Linked DNA regions of Homo sapiens: region 1 is linked to region 2. Evidence: chromatin contacts called from ENCODE Hi-C or POLR2A ChIA-PET data. All regions are on one chromosome and are shown on one strand. The core of a region is the stretch at or near the end of the contact, and the rest is flanking DNA. Distances in the headings are between cores, read along the strand shown. Region 1 overlaps LOC107985440 (a long non-coding RNA gene). Region 2 overlaps BFSP1 (beaded filament structural protein 1).

What was found. A loop is a pair of places that touch in the nucleus more often than their neighbours do. ChIA-PET counts read pairs that join two places held with the same protein, here RNA polymerase II (POLR2A). Pooled maps may share reads with other maps.
Region 1: a loop to region 2 is called in a pooled map, with 2.8 times the contacts of the local background. The contact joins two enhancer-like sites. A Hi-C loop is called at or near these places in 2 of 50 pooled maps. POLR2A ChIA-PET finds 5 or more read pairs at or near these places in 2 of 52 experiments (WTC11 and activated T-cell).

What each region holds. Positions count from the first base shown.
Region 1 is chr20:17,823,471-17,826,892 of GRCh38, reverse strand. The region is part of intron 2 of LOC107985440 (a long non-coding RNA gene); the gene reads left to right. Among named protein-coding and RNA genes, the nearest start is that of BANF2, 130 kb to the right of the region's middle. Within about 2 kb of position 1,497, at least 7 of the 41 ENCODE cell types and tissues checked have a DNase peak (open chromatin) inside an H3K27ac peak, as active enhancers do.
Region 2 is chr20:17,504,246-17,506,945 of GRCh38, reverse strand. All of the region lies in intron 5 of BFSP1 (beaded filament structural protein 1), which reads left to right. Among named protein-coding and RNA genes, the nearest start is that of BFSP1, 26 kb to the left of the region's middle. RefSeq lists an enhancer at 1,911-2,434. Within about 2 kb of position 1,450, at least 19 of the 41 ENCODE cell types and tissues checked have a DNase peak (open chromatin) inside an H3K27ac peak, as active enhancers do.

The DNA of each region.
Region 1 (3,422 bases), core at 248-2,747, 320 kb before region 2:
ATCTGAGAGGGCTGGGACGTGTGCAGAAGCACAAGTTTGGATGGGAAGTCTCCAGCAGGCAGTCCGTGGAGGTGTGGCTGGTGGCAGAATTGTTGGAGCAATGGGAGCATCCTGTGGAGTATTTTCCCTCTGCCATGAAGCATTCCTGTTTCTGCCACTGCTATCATTCAGAGATTGAATCTAATTCCCTGCTCTTGGACCTGAGGTGACCTTTGACTTCTTTTAATGAGTAGAATGCAGTGCAAGTGATGCTATATAAGTATAATGGTTTCAGTCATTTTCAGCTTCTGCCTTTACTTCTTTAATGGCTCCTTCTTGGACCCTCACTGCCATTCTGTGAGGAAGCCCAGGCAGCCAAGTGGAGAGGCCCACACAGAGGAACCAAGGCTGCCAGTCAACAGCTCCGCAGATCCCCAGCCAGTAGCCCGGTGGAGCCATGTGAGTGAGGCAATTCTGTAACCTTCCAGCCATCCCAGGGTCCCAGCTAACACTAGGCAAAGCAAAGGAAACACCCGGTCAACCCACAGAATGGAGAGAAATGATACATTTTTGTCGTTTTGAGTCACCAAGTTTCAGAGTATTTTGTGACTCAGAAATAGGTGGCTGAAGCAGGGCCACTTCTGCTCTGCAGGTGGGCACAGGCCAGTCTGCTGGAAGGGTATGTGTGTTGAACTGGCTCTGAGGCCTTGTGAGGTTAGACGTGCTGGAAGATCCTAATAGGGAAAGGTTTCTTTACAAAAATTATACTTATCAAAGTTATATATATACACACACAGACACATATGTGTGTGCGTGTGTGTGTGTGTGTGTTATATAGTGGCAACAACTCAGTTACATCAGAAAGGCTTACAATGAAAAGCAATCGTGTCTCTCCTGCTGTACTTGCCCCTGTTCACTCCCAGTCCTACTCCCCCAAGACAGCATCTTTTGCCAGTTGCTGTTTATGGATTTTCTCCACACTCCAAATCACATACTTATACCTCCGTTCCTCAGTTACCATCTTTAGACAACAGCTATTCACTCCCCAATACCTAAGATGAGCATTTAGCTCACTACTCCCAATGTCTGAACTTTCATGACTATTTTTGACTCCTGCATGAGCATTTCCTCTTCTGACAGCAGTCGCTGATTCCCAGCTCTGTAAGATGAGGACATCAGTGCCCCTCCCTTTCTTTCTGCTTTTCTCTTCCCTTCTTCAATCACTCGTGTTTTGTGCCTCTGCTTCTACCACTTCATAGCACTGTGGTGTTTAATCTCGGGTGCCTGGGCTTCCTGGGAGAGCAGCCATGAATTCCTTAAAATTAAGTGTAAAATTGTGTGTGTGTATTTATGATCCATTTCCTGGGGAGAGTCCAGAGCTTTCATCAGACACTCCCAGAGGGGTCAAGCTCGGGTGCTGTATGGGACTCTGTACTGAGGTCTTCCGTCCGCCACCAGAGCCACCCTCATCCTTCTTCAGACTTCCGGCTGGGTGTGGCCAATGGGGGGCCCGGGCAGGAGTAGCAGGAAGGGGACGAGGAGAGTGAGGAAAGGCATTTGCTTATTCCTGTGGCTCCGTCTCTGCTGGGTCATCTCGGGCTGGTTGAGTCTCAGCTGAAGGACCTTACTCCGCCAACGGTTGCCTTTTCCACGTAGCTATCTCCTTTGGTAAAGGCTTAATTGTTCCTAGCCCCAGGTCACTGCATTTTTCTTGGTGGTCTTATACACCCTGCCCATACCTTTGTAAACAGTCCTTTTAATAAGTCATCTGGAATTCTCTTAATTTGATTGTGACATTTGTTTCCTGTTGGGACTCTGTAATGACCATGTTCCTCGGACACAAACTCTGAGACAGAGGTTATATGCAGGAAGTTTTCGGACAGTGCTCTTGGGCAGAGGGAGGAGTTGAACTGCGATGTTGTCACCATGAGGGCTGGAGCTGGCCCTGTGGGAGATCTGAAGCTGGGATAGTCTTTGGAGTTATTCCAGTCCAGGCAAGGGGGCCCAAATGACCAGACATTGGATGCCAGGAGGGGACATAAGCTTGGTCAAAGTGGGTCTCTTCAGGTGAGGGCAGTTCTCAGGAAGGGCCCCCTGGCAGCAGGGACAGCCTGGCCTCTAGGGCAAGGAGAGCCTGGGTCTCAAAGCGGGAGGGGTTGGGGGTTATGGGGAGGCCCCTGGAATGCACTGCAGACCCAACCTTGGTCTGGTCGCTAGGCCGGGCCTTTTGTTCGCTGCATCCTGACACCTAGCACAGTGTCCCACACAGTGTAGGAGCTCAGCCAATATTTGTTGAATGAATGACTGAATGGAGTAACAACAAGCTTCTTTAATTGATTAAAATTCATAAAACTCAGAGCGCTTATGTATCGCTGCTTTTTTCAATTTTTATTTTTTAACTTTTTGTTTTGAAATACTTTCACACTTAGAAAAAAACTTATAAAAATGAGACAAAAATCATCCAGGTTTCCCAACTTGTAACATTTGCCTCTCTCTCTTATATATGTGTGTATATACACGTATTCACATATATATACGCAAACTGTTATTAATTTCTGAAACACTTTAGAAAGTTGGAGACCTCCTGCCCCTTTATCGTTAAATATTTCAGCATCTATCTCCTAAACATGAAGACATCTTCTTACACACCTGCGGTGCAATTTATCAAATTCAAGAGATAGAACACTGACTCATAGCTACTATCTGATGTACAGTCCCTTATAGAAACTCCCTCCCCACGTCAAGGATTTGATCCCGGATTACACCCTGCCCTCCACTGTCTTGTCTCTTGGTCTTTTTCCTTTGTCCTTCATGGCCCTGGCATTTTAAAGGACCCATTGTTTCAGGAAATGCTCTCAAGTTCAGGTCTGTCTGTTTCCTTATGATCAGATGAAGGCTGTGCCATTGGCAGGAACCACTCTTCATCTCCAAACCTAGTGGGTTCAAAGTTCACTGCGTCTCTCTTCCCTGTACTCTCCTCAGGGAGGAGCCACTATACCCAGTTTCTATTCTTAGGTCCAAGGGTGAAATCACCTACTCAAGGTCGCACACTTAATGACTGAGCTAAGTCCAGGTACCCTTAGCTGCCGCTCAGCATCTTTTTCACCACACCTGGTAAAAGAAGGGACTTCCACAAACACTTCCCCTCTCCCTTGGCCTCTGGAGGAGGCACCCACTTCCTAACCCAGCCCTTCGTTGTGCTAACTGGGGTAATGGGCTACCTTGATTTTCAAAATAAAGCCTCTAGAGCTGCTCTCAGAAGGGAAACCTCTGGAAGAGGGCTTGTAGGAGGGGGAGGAGGGAGAAGGGGGAGTGAGACAGGACGCTGGCAGGGCGGAGAGTTTGAGGGTGAGAGGGAGGGCTGGGTGAGCCCCTGCCCTGTGGCGTGGGCTTTGGAGACAGAGACGGACAGAAGGACTCTGTAAGAAGTTTGCAGTGGGCAG
Region 2 (2,700 bases), core at 201-2,700:
CTCAAACATCTCTTCTGTGCTGCCTCCTCCACTCCCACCCGTGGCATTCTGATGGAGACCGCTTCTCAGAAAAATGATGGTAAAGGCATAAAATAAAATACAGATAATTTAAAGGAAACCAGGCTGGGTGTGGTGGCTCACGCCTGTAATGCCAGCACTTTGGGAGGGCAAGGTGAGTGGACTGCTCGAGTCCAGGAATTTGAGACCAGCCTGGGCCACATGACGAAACCCCACCTCTACAAAAAATACAAAAATTAGCTGGGCGTGGTGGTGCGTGCCTGTGGTTCCAGCTACTTAGGAAGCTGACATGGGAGGACTGCCTGAGCCTGGAGAGGTTGAGGCTGCAGTGAGCTGAGACTGAGCCACTGCACTCCAGCCTGGGCAACAGAATGAGACCCCGTTTCCAAAAAAAAAAAAAAAGAAACTAATTATATTAAAACAGTTATCAAAATATTACTGAATCATTTTAAATAAAATGACAGATGTGCTTATACTCACTCAGTAACAAGCTATAGCATGTAGCTGATGAAACACGGCTGTGTCCATTTTCTGTTGCTGCCTTGATGAGTCACCACCAGCACCCGTGTCATCGCAGTTGTGTAGGTGGGAAGTCTGGGTGGGTCCTATCGGTTTCTCTGCTCTGGGTCTCAAAAGGTAGAAAGAAAGATGTTGGCCAGCCTGGGCCCTTGTCCAGAGGCTGTTAGGGGAGAATTTGCTTCCAGTCTCATTCAAGTTCTTGGCAGGAGTGAGGACCCTGTTTCTTTGCCGGCTGCTGGCCAGGAGTGGCTGTCAGGGCTGCCCAGGCTCCTTGGCTTCAGGCCCCTCCACGTTCGGAGCCGGCAGCGAACTCTGAACCCTCTTCCTGCGTCTCATCTCAATGACTTGGACTTACACGTTTCTCTGACTTCTGTTTTTAGGGGATAATCTTGAATAAACTCCTTTCCTTAAAAAAGGGTAACTGATTAAGAACTTTAATTATATCTGCAAAGTCCCTTTTTGCCATGTAACATATTCAAGGGTGTAGCACCAAGGGGAAAAGGTCACGGGGGCCAAAATTCTGCCTCCTTAGCTCTGATGAAAACCCAGACGTGGCTGGGTGCGCCCGGGAGCTCCTGACTCAGTGGGTCTGGGGTGTGGCCCGGGATGCTGCATGTCTAGGTGTCCCTGTGATGGTGCTGCGGCTGGTCCAGGAGCCACACTGAGAACCACAGGGTAAGGGCGGGTCCCAGGGAGTGGGCGAATGTTCCACCTGGTCCCCCTGTGTCCCAGGCTTGGGCCTCATTTCAAATGTTTGTGGCTGGGTTTTTGCTGGTTTTAAAGGTTTTAGTGGCTTCCCAATGTAGCAGCTAAGCTAGAGCTGAAGGAAGATGTGGCCGCACACCGCCGGGCAGGGCCCGCTCTGTGGCCGGAACTCGGTGGAGGGCGGGCCGAGAGAGAGCGTCTGCTAGCACCAGGGCCGTGGCAGCGGGTTCCGCCTATGGTTAGGGCGTCCGAAGCTTCCCGAACTCTCCACAGCAGGGGTCGTCAGGGTGAGGTCCCCGTCCCAGCAGCGGGGGCACCACCTGGGAACTTGTCAGAAATGCAGATTCACAGGCACCCCAGACCACTGACCCAGGAGCTCTGGGGCGGGCCGGTGCGCCTTGTTTAAGCCCTCCACGTGGCTCTGCGGGCTCAGTCTGGGAGACGCTGGGCGGACGATGGGAGAATAGTGCCTGGGCTTGGAGCTGGAAGCTGGAAGCCTCTCCTTCAAATAAGTGCACATATACCCGTAAGAGCCCCGGAGGAAGCACTTCGGACAGGTGGAGAGGAAAGGACAGGTAATTCTAGTTCCCTAAATTGCATGGACTGAGAGTTTCTGTGACAGGGAAGTAAAGAAAGTCACTTTTTAAAATTGCAAAGTGGGAACCGCCCATGTCTCATTTCTCATTAAAGTCACTTAGCACCATCTAGTGGTTTAGTTTGTGTAAGACAGTATGTAATGAGTTTCCTTTTTTTTTTTTTTAAGACAAAACAAAAACAAAAACAAAAACAAAAAAAAAACCTTACACCTAAAGGTGTCTGGGGTCCTAAGGACTGAGGTGAGAGCTCACCCCTCCAGATGGGGCTCGCGTCAGGCTCCTGCCTGTGTCGTGCCCTCAGCGGCTCACAGCCCAGTGGGGAGACAGATATAAACCAGGCAATCTAACGGTCCAGGCAGAAACAGCAGTCACCTGGCTCCGGATAAAGTTCAGGTTGCCACATGGCCCCACCGTTGGAGGAACCCTGGGCCAACCTCTCTTCTCTTCGTCTCCTGACCCCTCCTGCAGTTTCTGGGACCTCCCCTTTGCTCATTCCTTCTCTCCTTTCTGGAAGTCCCTTTCCTTCCTCGGTTCCCAGGACCGGTCCTGCCTCCTCCTGGAAGCCCCTTTCTTCCTCTGAGATGCCCTGGGCGTGCCTCCCCTGCTGGACTGCGGCCTTCTAGAGGAGGGTCCGTGTCTCATTCTCCTCGGCCAGGCTGGTGCTGGGTGGCAGTGGACGCCGTGCCACAGTGGCTCTCGTCACAGGCATCTCCATTCCTGTTGAGCTCCTGAGACAGGAGCTCTTACTGGTTTTCCTGAACACTCTTCCTTCTGATGAAAGGTTTAAATTATGGAGCTGTAAAAACCACATCGGTATAGACATCAGTCCACTTTTATAAACCAAGTCATCACTTCACTGGAC